Regions from separate parts of the Homo sapiens genome. Here region 2 is linked to region 1. The links are chromatin loops, found by intact Hi-C in ENCODE. Cell type or tissue: MCF 10A. All regions are shown on one strand. Links, peaks and the distances in the headings refer to the core of each region. The heading gives the core; the rest is flanking DNA.

Region 1 (8,187 bases), core at 46-5,045:
TCATAGGCAGCATTTACAGGGGAACAGGGCTCTGTACCCCAGACCCATGCTGCAGAAGGAAGACTCTGCAAAGAGGCTGAATCTGGCAAAGAAACAGAGACTTGGAAGGTTCTAGAAACATGCGGGTGTCAGGGGAGACTGGGTTATTTTTTGAAGGAGAAAAGATAAGCCAGAAACGCTCTCCAAAAAGGGGCATCAGTTCACCACAAGAGCCCTCAGGAGCCCCCACTCTTGAGCCATGGGCTGCCACCTGGTGACCCACTCCTGGCAGGCCTCTTACTTCTCTAGTAAGGGCAACTGTGACAAAACTTTTAAGATTTAAGTCAAAAAAAACCTGTCATTTTATCCCCCTCATTTCCCTCCCCTGGCCCAGGTTCCCAAAAAGCCCATCCAAACACCCATGTTCAGGAGCAAGGACAACAGGCTCCTCCCTCCCCTCCTCTTCTCTCCCAGGCTCCACCACAGCCAGGCAAGAGCCCGAGGCACCCAACAGAGACAAAGCCCACTCTGGTCCCTGGGGGCCTTGTCTTGGACCACTCGCTTCACTCAGAATCACCCCAGGCTCTCTCCTCCAGGAGGGCAGCCAGGCACCCCGAGCCTACAGGGGCCTCACCTCTGGGGAGCTTTGTTTCAACTGCCCTGCTCAACCACACTCCACCCCCAGCCCCTCCCCCACCTCCCCACCCTACCCCACCCCTTCCCCAGTCTGCAGGCTCCAGCCCTGTGCACACTTCCAGGCCCAGGAAAGCTCAGGGAGCATGGAGCTGTGTAACCAGTTTCACTCTCTGGACAGGGCCCTCTGAGCAAGCAACCAGGAGGCACCCTGTCGGCTTTGTCGGCTTTGTCTGCCAGGGGCCTGCCCGGCAAGGGCTCCGAGGCAAAGGCAGGCAGATGGGCACTGGAAGACAAGAGCCCCTGCCTCCTGGCCAGCCTCGCCTACCAGGGCCAAAGAACAGATCCTCAAAAGGCCTCTGGCAGAGCCAGGGCTAGGCCCATGTCCTGGAGCTCCAGTGGCCCTGGGCCCCTACACACAGAAAGGCCAGAGAGGTAGTTTCTTTGGAGGGGCTGCAGGCTGCCCCCAGGCCTTCAGTACCCCAGGGTCTCCCTAAGTCCTTCAGGGAGGTTACAGTCCTTTGCCTGTAACTCTGGCAAAGGAAAACAGACGAGTGGGAGAAAAAGGAATCGGGGCTGGAAGACAAAGAAAAAATTAGCTCATTCTAGCCACAAAGGGAGAAGAGAAAGAACCAGAATGAGCGAGCGAGCTGCAGCCCGCAGTGACCCCAGGGGAATCGTGTGAGTCAGAGCAGCCATATTGAGCAGGAAATTACTCACAGACGCTGCGTTCCTGCCTCTCCACTCCCCAGAGAATCGGCCTTTTGTAAATGGCTCCTCTGTCAGTAACTGGGGGGATGGGCGGGGGTGGGGAGGCTCTGCACAGCGCCTTCCTGTCAGCTCCTTCCCTTCCAGCTGAAATCTGATCCCTCCCTTCCCAAAACTCCAAATTTAGAAGCCAGATTGAAACTGAAATTCTTTTCCTGCCTGCCCTGGGCTCTTAAAGGCGCCAGGGCTGCATTTACAGAGGCTGTAGAGGCCCTGCAAGGTGGGGTCCCTCACCTAGGATGCCCACGGGTATCAGGGCAGTCTTGGCATGAGACCCTGAAAGGGCTGCCTGATTCCACTCCCAAGTTCTCGGTGTTTTAGTTAATCTCCCAGTTAAAAGAGCACCATGGTGAATCCAGGGTCTCCAGAGGAAACACTGCCTCCTTCCCAAGCAAGGCGTACAGAACTCCATGCAAGCCTCCAGGTCCCCAGTGAGCTAGGCCAGGCCACTCACCAACTAGGGACTGCAAAATGCTGCTCACTGCTCCGAGGTGGAAGAGGGTGGGCGCTCTGGAGAACCAACACAACGTGTGCTGCAACCAGCGGCCACGTGGCAAGATGGGCCCTTGCTGCAGCCACCCCGGCTCCTGGGCACACTCCTCCTAGGGTCTACTGTTGAACACCATGCCCAAGAGCCTAGACCCAAAGTGAAAACCCGGACCTGTGGAGAAGGTGCGGAACAGCCAACAACTCTAGGCACGCCCTCCCCTCCCTGTTCCTTCTGCTGCCTCAAATAAATGTCACCAAACCCTCTCCAAGTTCAGTGTGCCTCTCCTGCCACCTAGTGGCTACTTTGAGATTTCCTCTACTGGAGGAACTGGGTCCCAAACTTTGGAAAAGCTTTTGGGGTGTTTATACCAACAAAATCAACCAACCAACTAAAGACAAAATTTTACCATGGAATCAATTCCCAAAATCCTGGAGGCCAGGCCTGGCATGCCTCCTAGTTAGAATACCGACAGGGACCCAGAGGCCTGGCCAGCCGCCGGGGGAGCCCAAACAGCTCAGCCTTTCAGCCACACCCAAGAACTCAGTGTGGCATCTGCACCCTTCTTCCCACCCTGCTCCTCCAGCTTATCCTGAGGTCCCCCAGGGCTCCGCAGACCCCCACATTCCACTCCACAGAGAGCAGCGCGTGACTGGCTTTCAAGGCAGTGAGCCAGGCTGCCCCCAAGTCCTCCCGACCTTGGGCCTGCCACACTGCTGAGGGCAGCAGATCTCCGGGAATGAAGTGGTGGCCGCCCAGCCGTCAGTCCCGGCTCCATTTGCTGACTTGGAAAAAATGTGTCATTCCCCTCTGGCCTCTGGAGTTTGGCAGAAGCCTGAGCCGAATGTTGACCAGGAAGAGCCTGGAGCCAAGGCTGCTGGTTATAACCCAGCTTTCTCCACCTCGTCGGGGGCTCAGAATACACAGCCCGGACGGAGAGCAGCCCCCGTGGCCAGCATCCACAGGCCTGCTAGGAACCTCACTGAGGCAGCAGACATCCGTGCTGGTGTCGGGAAAGGGACTGAGGAGGGATAGAACTCTCAAACCCTCTCCAGATAGCTGAGCGAGGGCGCCCTTTGGAAACTGGGGCATGGGGATGGCAGAGAGGATGAGAAGTCCTAACACCTCCCTCAAGAGAGGTCCAGAGAGCAGAGGGTCCCCAGCTTTCCTGTGCAGTCGCCTGGCACGTGTGTTTAGATGCAGGTTCCTGGCTCTTGTCCCCTAAGATTCTGATGCAATAAGCTGGGATGGAGGGCCCAGGAATGTGCGTTTTAACAAACACACTAGGAGATCTCGCACAAGTGGTCCAGGGCCCACTGCAAGGAATCCTGCCTTGGTGAGACAATAACTTCCAGTTCCAGAACCCAGCCGTGGGGCTGGCTATCCAGTGACTGCCACCACAGGCCAGGCCTGCGCACTCCCACTCCAGCACTTTGCTCGGGCCCACGTCCTCAGGCACTGACAGAGACGTGTCCCTTCGACAGAAAAGCTGTCTGCACCAGAAGTTCGCTCCATCTCCTCTGGTGGTTTCATTTTACACATCCACAGCACATGGTTCTACAGACCCTTGTGGGGCCCCACCGAAAGATGCTGACCCTCCCCCACAAACCTCCGCCCGCCCCGACCCTTTCAGACCTGCTGCAGCAGTCACCAAGGCCAGTTAGTGACCAAGTCTTAGACCCTCATCTCAAGACTCCTGTGGTGTTCAGGAGAAACTGAAGGAGAACTGGGCGGAGGACCTGACAGTCAGCAGCGGCTCTTTCGGAAGAGGCCCAGTGGTGCTTCCTTTTCAATAACCCGCTCCGGCCGGCCCTGCCATTTTGGGCAGCAGCTCTGGCTCTTCTGATCCACTGTAAGGCCACCAGCCTTGGTTCATCTGAGCCTGGAGGCAGCCATGGGCTTCTCTCTCACCCCTCCTCCTCACCTCGGTAATAAACAGGATACACTCCAGGAACATGTAGTCCTTGTGGTTCTCATTCACGGCCTTCTCATCCACAAAGTGTCTGGGCTCCAGGTATGGGTGGTCTGGGAAAAGGAATGGGCCCCAGCATTCAGAACCAGGCCCCACGACTACCTGGGCAACCCGGCCCAGCAGTCACACCCCCCCAGGGGCCTCAGTCCTGCCCGTGGTGCCCTCAACACCTCACCTTGAAGGAGCAATAAGTAACTCTGGGTTTGTGTATTCTAATGTGCTAAGCTCTAGCTGCATGGCGTTGGACGCATGACTTCAGCCTGCCAAGGTTCAGTTTCCTCACCTGGACACTGGGGACAAGAAGAGCACCTCCTCCTAGGGGCCATGACAACAATTACCACACCTACAGCACTCAGTATGGTGCCTGGTGCAGGTGCCAGTCAGCAGAGCCGGCTTCATGCTGGCAGACCCTTCGCAGTGTCACTGAGAAGATTCGGGGAGGCAATGCACCCGAGGCCACAACTAATGGTCATTTATGAATATCAGTCTGTAGGCAGTTCATTCTTCATCAAAATAGAGATGATCACCTACGCCCATCCTGAAAACTAGCTTCAAGAGTTGGGGAGTCACCAGAGCAGGCCTCTCTGAGCCCCACAGGAAGCAGGCCCACCACCCAGCACTTGGCGGCTGCTCCCTAACGGGCCCCTTTGCACACAGCTCGATAATAACAGTGGATGACACTGGTCACCAAATCAAAAGGGTCCCTCATTTTCAACATAAAACCCCACAGCTGCTGCCAGGAGCTGGGGCGCATTTCACACCAGTCCATTATGCACCAGGCGTGCGCCCTTGCTCCAGCCCATGTCACTTCCCATTATCTTGGTGGCGCTTGGCCTCCGCCTCCTCCAGCCCACCACACGGGCTCTCACAGCAGAAGGTCGACAGTAAACAGCCTCCCTCAATAGCTGGTCTAATGCCCTGCTTTCCAAGCTGTCACTGTCTGCCCTGGGCAGGAAGAAGGGAAGGAGGGAGCGCAGGAGGGGCAGGGGAGGGCCACAGAACGCAGCCTTGGTTGGGGGTGGAGGGATAGGCACCTCCCGCTCTAGTACCTATCAGCTGCGAACTGCCCCAGATGAAGGGCAGAAACTGGAAGTCATCCAGACCCCACACTCCCTGGCTGCCGGCTGGCTCCATCCTGTATGTTTTCTGGAGTTTCCGCATAACCTCAAGGTACCTGCACAGGAGGACAGGGAAAGGGAAGGTAGCAAAAAGTAAAAAGACAGTCTCACCCTTTCGGCCACTGGGAGCACAAGGAGACCCCAAAATAACCACTGAAGAGTGTTAACTGGTCTCAATTTCAATAATGTAGCTTTATTTCCCCCAACAAACACTCAGCCATCTTTTGGCTCAGGAAAGGCATAAAAATCACTGATTAAGGGCCCGGGCACGGTGGCTCACGCCTGTAATCCCAGCACTTTGGGAGGCCGAGGCAGGCGGATCACAAGGTCAGGAGATCGAGACCATCCTGGCCAACACGGTGAAACCCCGTCTCTACTAAAAATCCAAAAAATCAGCCAGGTGTGGTGGTGGGCGCCTGTGGTCCCAGCTACTCTGGAGGCTGAGGCAGGAGAATGGCATGAACCCAGGAGGCAGAGCTTGCAGTGAGCCGAGATCTCTCCACTGCACTCCAGCCTGGGCGACAGAGCAAGACCCTGTCTCAAAAAAAATAAACAAATAAATAAATAAAAAATCACTGATTAGGAAGGTGGGTTTTGGTGCCATCAACTCCTGACAACTTGTAAAACCCTGGGCAGGGCCTCAGCCTCTCCAGCCTCAGTTGGCCTGTCTGAAAGCTAACACAAGTCCCAGCAGGTTATCTCCTAGGTTCTTCTGGTTCCAACCTTCTATATTATCAGAGGCTGCATATCAACCACCTGTGAAGCATCGAGCACTGCTCCTGGGCTCCGTCACAGGCCTGCTGCAGCAGCACTGCTAGACTGGGGCCCGCAATGGGGATTTTAAGAGCTCTGGGTAACTGATCCACATCAGTGCTGCCCAGCGACTGGCTTGGGTGGTGTGGGGCAGCAGGTCAGAGTCTGACTACCTGGGTTCAGCTGGCGTGAACCCAGTGAAGACACCGGATATCTCTGTGCCTCAGTTTCCTCATATGTAAAATGGAAATAACAGTTGCTATTTCATAGGGTTGTTGTTAGAATTAATGAGTTATACATAAAGTGCTTAGAATTCTTCCTCCATATGGTCAACACTGTGTCAATACTGGCAGACATTATGTGACAATTCTTTTTTTTTTTAAGACAGAGTCTCACTCTGTCACCCAGGCTGGAGTACAGTGGCACGATCTCAGCTCACTGCAACCTCCGCCTCCTGGGTTCAAGCAATTCTTCTGCCTCAGCCTCCTGAGTAGCTGGAATTACAGGCGAGTGCCACCACGCCCAGCTAATTCTTGTATTTTTAGTAGAGACGGGGTTTCATCATGTTGGCCAGGCTGGTGTCGAACACCTGACCTCGTGATCCGCCTGCCTGGGCCTCCCAAAGTCCTGGGATTACAGGCGTGAGCCACCGCGCCCGGCCTATGTGACAATTCTTTCACTTGCTTTTACTTGGAGGTTAATTTGAACCTGTTGGAAAAAAGGCTTGGACACTCCATCCACAGCCAGAGCTTGATTAGGACAGGACAAGAGAACCATGAGCTACTCAGGAGAACCCTAGAGCACCCCATTTCCCAGTTTGAGGAGGAAACAGATGGCCCCTCACGCCCCCTCCTCCAACCCTCCTGTCCTTTCTCTCACCGATTGAACACCTTGAAGACAATAGCTATTTGGTCATCCACCCGGAGCACCCCAATCTTGCAGAGACAGCAGAGGAAAGCAGCGAAGGCTGCCTCATGCCCTGGAGGAGAAAAACAACCAGCGTTGACAGTAGTCCAGGTAAAGGACTGGGATTGTTTTAGTCTCCCAGAATCCGAATCATTGATAAGTGCCCCTCTGAGGAGGGTGGTCAACATGGAGACAATGAGACCTCTTCCCCATTCAGAAAGACTTGCTAGGCCCTTTCCTTTCAAGAACTATAATACCAGTACTGGCCGTGCATGGTGGCTCATGCCTGTAATCCCAGCACTTCAGGAGGCTGAGGCAGGCAGCTTGCTTGAGCTCAGGAGTTTGAGATCAGCCTGGCCAACATGGCAAAACCCTGTCTCTACAAAAAATACAAAAATTAGCCAGACATGGTGGCATGTGCCTGTGGTCCCAACTACTCAGGAGGCTGAGATGGAGGATCTCCTGAGCCCAGGAGGTTGAGGCTGCAGTGAGCCATGATAAGGCCACTGCACTCCAGCCTGGGTGACAAAGTGAGACTGTCTCAAAAAAAAAAAAAAAAAAAAAAAAAAAAGAACTACCAGTACTATAATTCCACTCGTAAAAGACCCGGGCTGGACATTTACATTTCATTACGTAGGTTTAACTCACTCAGCAATTCCACCATATTTACTGAGCACCTACTATGTAAGCAGTCACTGTCCATGTTACGCACTAGGAGACAGTGACAAGTAAGTCCTTGCCCTCAGAAAGTTTATGATCTATCAGGGACAACAGACATTATAAATATACAGTCACTACTATGATTCCAGCTCTGAAGGAGAAAGACAGGGTACTAACTGGAGGATATCACAGAAGGACCCTGACGTAAGGGTTCAAGGTTTCCCCTAAGGAAGTAACATCTAATCTGAAATCTGAAAGATGTGAGCTGGCAAGGCAAAGGGAGTGAGGGAAGCAAGAAATGCATTCTAGCCAGAAGGAATAGCATGTGCACAGGCCTTGAGGCAAGAAAAAGTTTGATCTGTTTGAGGAACACTAAGGAGGCCAGTATGTCGAAGGCAGTGAGAGCAAGGGAGAACGTGTAATGACAGGAGGCTACAGGTCACATGGGCCTTTTGGCCATAGGAAAGAGCTCAGACTTTACCCTAAGAGCAATAGGGAGCCACTGCAGGCTTCTAAGCAGGGAACACATGATCAGATTACAGGGTGAAAAAGTATCCTCCTTCCTTTCCCAGTCATATCAAACAGGAATGGTCTGCACTGTAGGAACAACTCACTGGACTGTGATTGAATCCCATTGTTCACAATGTCACACAAAACCTATCTGGAGGGAGGTGAGAAGAGAATGTGTCAGAGAATACTTCTGTCCTGTCTCTGGAGGACGAAGACCCCTCCAGGGCCTGGAAGCTTGTGAGCTCAGTTTCCTTCCCCTGCCACAGTTTCCAATTATGACCAGACAGGGCCCAGGCTCCCATTGTTCAGGGGTTCACATGCAGCTGGGGCACCAACCCCTGCTGACCTGGCCAGTCTTCCCTCTTTGATCTTTTCCTGCTGGTCTTAGTCAAAGCCCCACC
Region 2 (11,173 bases), core at 5,016-10,015, 650 kb before region 1:
TGCCTGTAATCCCAACTACTCGGGGGGCTAAGGCAAGAGAATCACTTGAGCCTAAGAGGTAGAGGTTGCAGTGAGCCGAGATCGTGCCACTGCACTCCAGCCTGGGCAACAGAGCAAGACTGTCTCAAAAAAAGGGCTTGAGGGAACTAGCTCGACCCTTCCACTTCTGCCTCGTGAGGACACAGCAAGAAGGCACCATTTTGGAAGCAGAAGGCAACCTTCACCAGGCACCAAATCTGCTGGCATCTTGATCTTGGTCTCCCCAGCCTCCAGAACTGTGAGAAATAAATTTCTTTTTAATTGTTTTTTCTTTTTAAAAAAATTTTGGCCAGGCGTGGTGGCTCATGCCTGTAATCCTAGCACTTTGGAAGGCCTCGGCAGGCGGATCACTTGAGATCAGGAGTCTGAGACCAGCCTGGCCAACATGGCAAAATCCCGTCTCTACTAAAAATACAAAAATTAGCCAGGCATAGGGGTGCACACCTGTAATCCCAGCTACTCAGGAGGCTGACGCAGGAGAATCCCTTGAACCCGGGAGGCGGAAGTTGCAGTGAGCCCAGATCGTGCCACTGCACTCCAGCCTGGGCCACAGTGTGAGACTCCTTCTCAAAAAAAAAAAAAAGTTTGTAACCTATTTATGTTATTTTGAGCAATTGTATACTAAAAATAATCCAAAAGAAATATTTAATACCTAGGGTTTTGTGGTCACCAGAAAAAAAAAAAAAAACTATATTAGGTTTTATAGTTTTAGGCCGCACCGGGCCTATGTTAAGTTTTCATTTGTAGTATATACATATTTTTGTTGCAGAGAAATAAGATAGCATGATCAATAAGACTGTTAGGCAAAAAAAAAAAAAAGGGGAAGAAAAAAATTTCATTAACATGACATTTGATGAGAGAGTGGAATGGAAATACGGGTTCTAGTACAAAAAAGATCATAAGTGTCTGACTTGTTCATGTGTTTGATACATGGATGGGAGGTTACATTGCTGTGGCATCTAGATTCCACCGAGTAATTAGACAAGCAATGCAACAGTGTTATCTTTTTTTTTTTTTTTTTTTTTTTGAGATGGAGTCTCGCTCTGTCACCCAGGCTGGAGTGCAGTGGCGAGGTCTCGGCTCACTGCAAGCTCCGCCTCCCGGGTTCACGCCATTCTCCTGCCTCAGCCTCCCAAGTAGCTGGGACTACAGGCGCCCGCCACCACACCCAGCTAATTTTTTTTTTTTTTTTTTGGATTTTTAGTAGAGACGGGGTTTCACCGTGTTAGCCAGGATGGTCTCGATCTCCTGACCTCGTGATCCGCCCGCCTCGGCCTCCCAAAGTGCTGGGATTACAGGTGTGAGCCACCGCGCCCGGCCCTACAGTGTTATCTTAAAGTGCAAAAATTATGTCTTTTGTGACCATTTAAACTCACAATGGGCAGGGCGAGGTGACTCACGCCTGTAATCCCAGCACTTTGGGAGGCCGAGGGGGACAGATCACCTGAGGTCAGGAATTCCAGACCAGCCTGGCCAGCATGGTGAAACCCCATCTCCACTAAAAATACAAAAATTAGCCAGACATGGTGGCATGTGCACCTGTAATCCCAGCTACTCGGGAGGCTGAGACAGGAGAATCTCTTGAATCTGGCAGGTGGAGGTTGCAGTGAGCCAAGATTGCGTCACTGCACTCCAGCCTGGGCAACAGGGTGAGACTCCATCTCAATAAATAAATAAATAAACTCACAATGAAAATTTTCAATGTTAATCTGATGTGTGAGCAAAAATGTGTGACAACCTCTGCCCAAATCATGCTCTGCCTGGCAGCCCCTTCCCCCTCCATCCTCCCGTCCGCGTCATGCTTTTTCTTGCAGGTGCTAGAAACCCCCTTCTGAATCAGCAGCTGCCAGGGAGGGACTTTGGAACTGATCTGGAGCCTGCATCCTGGCTAAATGGTATCCTCCCTCCCTGCCACCAGCCTCCTAGGTTGCTGCTGCTTCCCCGTCTCCCCACTTAAAATCCTGAGAGGCTCCTAGGCTCAGTTCCAGATCTTCTTTCTCTCCCCTCTCTCCCTGGGTGAGAGGCCCCCAACTTTCTCCAGGACCCATACCTGGCCACACCCAGGACACCTCTGGCTATTCCCTAGACAGCCCAGTAGCTGCACAGTTGAAATGGGAGCCTTGGTCACTTTCCCCAAACATGTCCCTCCCAGGAACACTTGAGCTCAGGAGTTTGAGACCAGCCTGGGCAACATAGCGAGACCCCATCTCTACAAAAAATACAAAAATTAGTCAGGCATGGTAGCTTGCACCTGTGGTCCCAGCTACTCAGGAGGCTGAGGTGGGAGGATCACCTGAGCCCAGGAGTTTGCAGTGAGCTGTGATTGTGCTGCTGCACTCCAGCCTGGGCAACAGAGTGAGACTCTGTCTCAAAAAAAAAAAAGTCCTTCCCACCGGGGTGTCTGTCACGGTAAGTGCAAACATCTTCACCCCATCCTCTCTGAGTCATTCTCCCTACAACAGGGACAGGTGGTCTTTTTACAAGGAACTGGGTCCTGCTATTCTTGCTTGGTACCTGTCGATGGCTTCCCAAAACCCTTGGGAAGAAAGGTGCCCTCCTTCCTCTGACCTCCCAGCCCCAGTGATGTGCACACTTTCCTCTCAGAGAGCCTTTCTCATCCCATAGCCTCCCTCGTTCTCATCCCACAGCCTCCCTCGTTCTCATCCCACAGGCTCCCTCGTTCTCAGGCCCCCCGCCCCTTCTCTCTCCTGCCTCGGAGTTTTCACATATAACGTGTTCTCAGCCTGGACTCTTGCCTCCAAGCCCCACACAGCTAACAGCTTCTAACCCTCAGCTCCAAGCCCACCTCCCCCGTCGACAGTAGACTTACTCCTACCCCCCAGGCACCTGCTCTCTCTCCTATCACCCCATCTGAGTCCTTGTTTATTGCCCTCCTCTCCCACTGCCACGAGAGCTTCAGGAGGGCAGGGACCTTGTCTTTTGTCCTCTGTGTCTCTAATTCCCAGAACTCTGACCAGGACACAGTAGGTGCTCCATAAATATGTGCTTGGTGTTCAAGGATAGAACACTCTCCAAGAGGACAGACTGATCTGCGGGCCAGGGATGCCTAAGGCCCTGCAGAGTAAGGGCCTGTCCCCACCATGAAGGACTGACCACACAAGGGCCAGGACATCCCCTTTGGGGACCCTCTGGGCATCTCTAATCCACCACAGGTCTCAGGAAACCTCTTCCCTGCTCCTCTCCTTCCCCTTGGAAATGAAAGGAGTTTACCTTAATTGAGCATCTAAGATTGAGCCAGGTGTCTTCATGACACCTTGTGAAACAAATGTTTCATTTGCAGGTGAGGGAACTACTGGGAGAAGCTAAGACAAGCCCCAGGCCAGGTGACTGCTCCAGGCCCAGCCTCTTCCCCTGACCTGCCACCTTCCCCAGGTGTCCTCCTGCTCCTCCCCATCCCATCCCTGCCTGTCCTGTTTCTCATACTCTAATGGGACTCGTTTCCCTGTTTGCTTGAATGTACGGTAACCTCGAAGGCAGGATTTGTTCTGTTCACCTGTAGTGCTTAGTGCGGTACTATGTCCAAGGCGTATGTCAAATATTTGTGAAAAACACACTCCCTTTCTGTCGGACAAAGAATTTTCCAAAATGCTGCCTCCGGAAGCAGACCCGCCTGAGTTTACATTCTGGCTGTCATGTTTCCTGTGTGACCCAGGGCAAGTCACCCACCTTCTCTGAGCCTCAGGCTTCTCATCCCTTCCAGTGCAGCGGGTTTAGTGCGGCTCCTATGTCATCATAAGCAAGTGCTGGGGGCCCTATGGCAGTGAACTCAATTTCTTTTGTGATCTCAGCTAAGTCCTTCTAGGTACTTTGCTTCAAAAACTCAAAAGCTAGCACCCCCAGGGGGGCTATTCTGCAGAGGTTAGGGAGGCTGCCTCCAAGCAGGCTCAATCTGATGGGCTTGGGGGACCTTTTCTCGGGCGGCAACTCTAGCCCCGTTACATGTCAGGAGTCGTGCCTTGGACATCTCTGCCTCTAGGGACCCCTCAGCAGTTCCACCACCCCAGGTACAGGAAAGCACAGTGGGGGTTTTCCATCCATGTTTCCTGCCCACCTCACATGTTTGGTGTCTTTTTTCTTTTTTTTGACATGGAGTTTTGTTCTTGTTGCCCAGGCTGGAGTGCAATGGCATGATCTTGGCTCATTGCAACCTCCGCCTCCTGGGTTCAAGCGATTCTTCTGCCTCAGCCTCCCGAGTAGCTGGGATTATAGGTACCCGCTGCCACACCCAGCTGATTTTTGTTTAGTAGAGATGGGGTTTCACCATGTTGGTCAGGCTGGTTTCAAACTCCTGAGCTCAGGTGATCCACCCGCCTCGGCCTCCCAACATGCTGGGATTACAGGCATGAGCCACTGCGCCTGGCTGTATAGTGAATTGTTTTTTTTTTTTTTGAGATGGAGTTTCACTCTTGTTGCCCAAGCTAGAGTGCAATGGCGCGATCTCGGCTCACAGCAACCTCCGCCTCCTGGATTCAAGCCATTCTCCTGCCTCAGCCTCCGGAGTAGCTGGTATTACAGGCATGCGCCATCCCCCCGGCTAATTTTGTATTTTTAGTAGAGATGGGGTTTCTCCATGTTGGTCAGGCTAGTCTCGAACTCCAGACCTCAGGTGGTCCGCCTGCCTCGGCCTCCCAAAGTGCTGGGATTACAGGCGTCAGCCACCGCGCCCGGCCTATATAGTGAAATTTTAAAGTGTATCAAAAGTTTCTATGATCATCATACTAGGTAGAATCAGCCATCACAAGAAGACAAACACTGTAAGATTCCACTTCTATGAGGTCCTTAGAGAAGTCAAAATCATACAGACAGAAAGTAGAAAGGTGGTTTCCAGAGGCTGGGGAAGGGGGGCTGTGGAGTTAGTGTTTAATGGAGACAAGAGCTTCAGTTTGGGAAGAGGAAAAGTTCTGGAGATGATTGGATGTCCAACAGGTGCATATGCTTAATGCCACTGAGTTGTACCCTGAAAAATGGTGAAGATGGTAAACTTTATATGATGTGTTTTTTAGCACAATTAAAATTCAAAAAAAATTTTTTTAAGTTCCTATGACCATGAGCCTCTGAATGTTAAAATTCCGAATTGAGTCAGCATTCCATTGATTACAGCTTGCCAAAATAGCACTGATATGTTTGTTTGTTTGTTTGTTTAGAGATAGGGTCTCACCCTGTCACCCAGGCTAGAGTGCAGTGGTGTGATCACCGCTCACTGCAGCTTCAACCTCTGAGGCAAAAGTGATCCTCCCACCTCAGCCTCCTGAGTAGCTTGGACTACAGGCGTGTGCCACTGTGCCCAGCTAATTTTTTATTTTTTGTAGAGATGGGTTCTCATTGTGTTGCCCAGGCTGGTCTCAAACTCCTGGGCTCAAGCAATCCTCCCGCCTCGGCCTCTAAGCGTTGGGATTACAGCCGTGAGCCACCATGCCCAGCAAAGGTATCTTTCAATAGATTTCAGGGTCCCACTTTCATGAAGAGCCACTGCTCTGCCCTGGTGCTGGTGGTGGTGGGATCTTGGCCTCTGTCACCCCTCCATTGATTGGCCTGAGGCAGTGACTTCCCAGGGTGCTGGAGCTGACCTCTTGGAGGTAGGTGGTCCTCAGGGAGGTCCAGGTGAAATTGGCTTAGCTGCTTTGTCACTGTGGGCACTGGTACTCCCCTCTCCTGGAAGATGGATGGTGGGAAGGGGGGTGCCTCTCTGCATTTTTCCCCATGTGGGCTCAGTAATCGCTTCCCAGTCCCCACAATTCGCTAAGCACCTGCTGCCCATCTCCCACTCTCTTAAGTAGCCAATTGCTCCATCAGTTGAAGTTCTTTGTTTCCAAACAACAGACGCTGACCGTGATTTGGGCTTTTTTAGGGTTTGTTAGAGGAGGTCAGGGTGACTCACAAAAATGTGAGAAATGACTGACCACATCTCAGGAAGAGCAGGGTCCCCGGGGTGTTGTCTAGGACTCAGGGGCAGGAGTTGGGGGACCTTTTGCTGGGACATTGCCCACAGGTGGATCAGGCTTGGCCACTTCCCATACCTGCATGCTTGGGTCCAACTTTGAGTTTGCAGAGAGAGGACCTGATTGGCCCAACCTGGGCTGGTTGACCTTGGATCAATGAGCCATGGGCTGGGGGTCGTTGTGCCTGGGTCTCCCCACCCCCAGTTAGTGCTACTGTAAATACTTGGATAACATTTTGTTCCCTTAAAAGTGTGGGTATTGGCCAGGCACGGTGGCTGATGCCTATAATCCCAGCACTTTGGGAGGCCGAGGCAGGCAGATCACCTGAGGTCAGGAGTTCAGGACCAGCCTGGCCAACATGATGAAACCCCATCTCTACTGAAAATACAAAAATTAGCCAGGTGTGGTGGCAGGTGACTGTAGTCCCAGCTACTCAAGAGGCTGAGGCAGGAGAATGGCGTGAACCCCAGGAGGTGGAGGTTGCAGTGACCCGAGATCGCACCACTGCACTCCAGTCTGGGCAACAGAGGGAGGCTCCATCTTAAAAAAAAAAACAAAACAAAACAACAACAACCAAAAAGAAAATTTACTGCTGTGAACAATGAAGACTGCTTAAGTCAAAAAGGCAAGAAGGACCTGTAGCTCTTCTTTTGGATTAGTTGCCATAACACTGTCCTTCAGGCAGCTGAGGGACTTTCACATTTTCTCTAGATGTCATTAGGTGCCAGAGCTCTTGCAGGACCACGTTGAAGCTTTATACAATAAATGCTGCCATTTTGTCAGCACCAATATGGCTCTTGGGTCCACTGCTCCATTCAAATTATTAACTCCGTTCACATTAATTCTTTTTTTTGAGACAGAGTCTTGCTCTGTTGTCCAGGCTGGAGTGCAGTGGTGCAATCTTGGCTCACTGCAACCTCTGCCTCCTGAGTTCAAGCGATTCTCATGTTTTAGCCTTCCGAGTAGCTGGGATTACAGGCGCCCGCCATCATGCCCAGCTAATTTTTAGTAGAGACGGGGTTTCACCATGTTGCCCAGGCTGGTCTTGAACTCCTGGCTTCAAGTGATCCACCCACCTCGGCCTCCCAAAGTGCTGGGATTGCAGATGTGAGCCATTGTGCCTGGTCTCATATTAATCTTTTTGTTACAAATCTTACCACGGGGGTGATTCCAGGTATTTAGGCCCACATTCTATTTTAAGACTGTATATTTGGTTTTCATAAATTGTCCGAGTCTGTGCTGGCTGTCGTCCTGTGTTGCTAGAAGGCCAGCATATTACTCATCTCACACTCGTTCCCATTCTCCTTACTCTTTCTTTCTTTCTTTCTTTTTTCTCTTTTTTTTTTCTTTAGATGGAGTCTCGCTCTCTCGCCAGGCTGGGGTGCAGTGGTGTGATCTCAGCTCACTGCAACCTCCACCTCCCGAATTCAAGCGATACTCCTGCCTCGGCCTCCCAAGTAGCTGGGATTACAGGCATGCGCCACCATGCCCGGCTAATTTATTTTTGTATTTTTAGTAGAGACGGGATTTCACCATGTTGGCCAGGATGGTCTCAATCTCTTGACCTTGTGATCCGCCCGCCTCGGCCTCCCAAAGTGCTGGGATTACAGGCATGAACCACTGCGCCTGGCCACTCTCCTTACTCTTTCTATCATTGCTGTCCAGAAGCATTGCCTATGACATTTAAATTGTCAATCCAAAACATTCAAAACTACCAGCTTACTCGTCGAGGCCATCATAAATGGAAAGAAGGCCTGGGAAAGGTGTGGAAGGGTGATTCAGCTGCAGAGAGGGCTCTGGACTTAGGTTTCGCAGCTGACTGTGACTTTCAGGACCAGAGACAGCGCCCCGGATCCACACCCATTTCCCACCCAGCGTCAGACTTGAGGATTTTAAAGAGAGGTGTCCTTGTGCTGATAGACGGGAAACTGCCCACAGCTGGGAGACTTCATGTGCTCACACCAAGAAGGCACTAGAGGGTGCTGGTGAGCTGCAGGTTTGAGGACCTGCAGCTGGGCTTATCTGCAACCTCCAGATGGGCTAAAAACAACAACAACTTAACAGAAAAAGTTCAAAAGTCTAGATTATTTAACATGTCAACAGTTCCACTGGGCGCTGTGGCTCACACCTGTAATCCCAATACGTTGGGGGGCCAGGGTGGGTGGATTGCTCGAGTCCAGGAGTTTGAGACCAGCCTGGGCAACATGGCGAAACCCCGTCTCTACTATAAACTACAAAATTTAGCCGGATGTGGTGGCGAGTTCCTGTAGTCCCAACTACCCGGGAGGCTGAGGTGGGAGGATTGCTTCAGCCTGGAGGTCAAGGCTGCAGTGAGCCGTGATCACGCCACTGCACTCCAGCCTGAAGGCAGAGCCAGACCCTGTCTCAAAAAAAAAAGTCAAAAGTTTACATTAAATTCTGTTCTCATCCAAATGTTAGTGCCTCTATCTTTCAGGGGGCCTTCCAAGGGGTACATGATATTTGGCATTCTCCTTTTCTTGTTTGGTATTTTGTGTATCAATATTACACAGTTTATTTCTATGCAACCTTTTTGTTTCGTCGTTTTGTTTTTTGAGACAGGGTCTCACCATGTTGCCCAGATTGGAGTGCAGTGGCTATTCACAGGTGTGATCATAGCTCACTGCAGCCTTGAACTCCTGGCTTCACACAATCCTCCTGCCTCAGCCTCCAGAGTAGCTGGGATTACACGTGCATGCCACCATGTGTGGCCTATTTCTATGAAATCTTTTTTTTTTAAATACAGGATCTCACTCTATCACCCAGGCTGGAGTGCAGTGATGGCTCAAGATCCCAGGCTCAGGCAATCCTCCCACCTCAGCCTCCGGAGTAGCAGGGATTATAGGCATGTGCCATCATGCCTGGCTAATTTTTGTATTTGTAGTAGAGACAGGGTTTTGCCATGTTGCCCAGGATGATGGTCTCGAACTCCTGAGCTCAGGCAATCCCCCTGCCTTGGCCTCTCAAAGTGCTGGGATTACAGGCATGAACCACTGAGCCCAGCCCTATTCCTATGAAATCTTAAGATCATAGAATATCGCATGTGCTTTCACACTGCTTTATTGAGGTATCATTGACACAGAACAAACTGCACATATTTAAAGTGTGCAATTTGCAGCGCCCAGCTCTACTAAAAATAGAAAAATTAGCTGGGTGTGGCGGCGAGCACCTGTAATCCCAGCTACTTGGGAGGCTGAGGCAGGAGAATCACCTGAACCCGGGACGTGGACTTGGCAGTGAGCCCAGATCGTGCCACTGCACTCCAGCCTGGGCGACAAGAGTGAAATTCCATCTCAAAAAAAAAAAGTGCAATTTGCTAAGTTTTGACATTTGTACGCACCCATGCAACCATCGCCACAAACAAGGTCGTGAACATACCCACCATGCCCAGAAGATTCCTTGTGCCACCTTGTCATCCCTTTCTCTTGTCTCTCCCCTCACGTTCTCTCCCTGTCAACCACCGATCTCGTTCTGTCACTATAGATTAGTATATTTGTTATAGATGGTTACAAATATTATTATTAGATAGATAGTGTTTTATTTATGAAATGCTTGCTCAGTGCCAGGCTCTGGGAGCGTTACAGTCATTATCTCATTTAAATCCAGAGCAACCCTGTGAGGTAGCGGATTGGAAATCTGCATTTTGCAGGCAAAGAAGGTGACTTGCAGAGAAATGAAGTCACTTGCCCAAGGGAGTTCCTAAACATCTAGAAAGTGCTGTTGGGAGGCCGAGGCGGGGGATCACGCGGTCAGGTGTTTGAGACCAGCCTGACCAACATGGTGAAACCCCATCTCTACTAAAAATACAAAAAATTAGCCGGGCATGGTGGTGCGCGCCTGTAATCCCAGCTGCTTAGGAGGCTGAGGCAGGAGAATTGCTTGAACCCAGGAGGCAGACATTGCAGTGAGCCGAGATAGCGCCACTGCACTCCAGCCTGGGCGACAGAGTGAGACTCCGTCTCAAAAAAAAAAAAAAAGAAAGAAAAGAAAAAAAGAAAGTGCTGGAGCCAGGACAGACGCTGGGCTCATGTGGGGGCTCCACCCCAGTGTCCTGACTCTTTCCCCCAACAGTCCAACAGGGAGGAGCACAATGCCTGGGTTCCAATTCCACCTCTGCCATGATCATGAACATGACCCTGGGCTGGTTGCCCAACCCCTCTAGGTCTCAGTTTCCTCGTTGGTGGCATGGTTGTCCTTACCTTATAGGGTTGCCTGAGGGTCACTTAAGATGATGAGTGTGGAGGCCTCTCAGCAGAGAGCTTTCAGGACAGACCAGTAAACAAGTGACCATGGTGTGGGATGCAAGTACGGTGAGACGGACGTGCAGGAATCTGAGATAATAAGGGGATGGCTAGCGGCCAGGCGCGGTGGCTCACGCCTGTAATCCCAGCACTTTGGGAGGCTGAGGCAGGCGAATCATGAAGTCAGGAGTTTGAGACCAGCCTGGCCAACATGGTGAAACCCTGTCTCTACTAAAAATACACAAAATTAGCCGGGTGTAGTGGCAGGTGCCTGTCATCCCAGCTACTTGGGAGGCTGAGGGAGGAGAATCTCTTGAACCTGGGAGGTGGAGGTTGCAGTGAGCTGAGATTTCACCACTGCACTCCAGCCCAGGTGACAGAGTGAGACTCCGTCTCAAAAAAAAAAATAGATAAATAAATAAATAAGGGGGTGGCTGTTGTGGGAGCCAAGTCTTCCAGGAAGTTCTCTCCTTGAACTCTGGGCCACTATCATCCATTCTACTCACGTTGGAAATGCATCCCCTATCTACTTGTGGCCGGGGGCTTCCTCTTTGTCAGGTGTTGGGACTCAACAGTCAATAAGAAAGACTTGGCACCACCCACCAGGACTCCCACCTGGTCGGGAGGTGGGGGCAGAGGGGCAAGTCCCCAGCAATTACAGTCCAGTGGGATCAGTGCTGTGCTGGGGGAAATACAGGCACATATTGTCCATTTTGCTTTCATAATCCCTCCAGGCTTCGTTCCTCCAAGCTCTCCCAACCTTACCTGAGATACTCCTGCTGTCCCATGGAGAATTCTTTATAAGTGCAGTATTGTTGAAATACACCCCAAGGACATTGCTACTGCTGCTGTTGAAAAGCTTCCTGTTCTTTGGGTTTGTGAATACACAGTACTCTGGTCTCCCACTATTGTTCC

What was found. Hi-C counts contacts between places; a loop is a spot of excess contacts. Peaks named below come from ENCODE experiments on the same cell type or tissue, not always from the same donor. Only the 100,000 strongest peaks of a DNase experiment are listed, where the experiment ranks them.
Region 2: it touches region 1 in a loop (16-fold over the local background); 76 of 110 quality-filtered maps call a loop at or near these places.

The regions. Positions count from the first base shown.
Region 1 is chr9:129,133,297-129,141,483 of GRCh38, reverse strand. It overlaps PTPA (protein phosphatase 2 phosphatase activator), which reads right to left. Exons shown (of 10, transcript NM_178000.3): 6 at 6,590-6,689; 7 at 4,889-5,013; 8 at 3,792-3,892. Among named protein-coding and RNA genes, the nearest start is that of PTPA, 26 kb to the right of the region's middle. RefSeq lists enhancers at 34-83, 481-1,110, 1,191-1,350, 1,641-1,690, 1,111-1,738 and 3 more and a silencer at 541-590. In MCF 10A, for the core only: a CTCF peak has its summit at 2,176 (motif pointing left); DNase peaks (open chromatin) are centred at 773, 1,373 and 2,123.
Region 2 is chr9:129,787,297-129,798,469 of GRCh38, reverse strand. It overlaps the pseudogene UBE2V1P4. Among named protein-coding and RNA genes, the nearest start is that of TOR1B, 10 kb to the left of the region's middle. RefSeq lists a silencer at 7,746-8,040 and an enhancer at 8,031-8,220. In MCF 10A, for the core only: a CTCF peak has its summit at 7,974 (motif pointing right); a DNase peak (open chromatin) is centred at 7,919.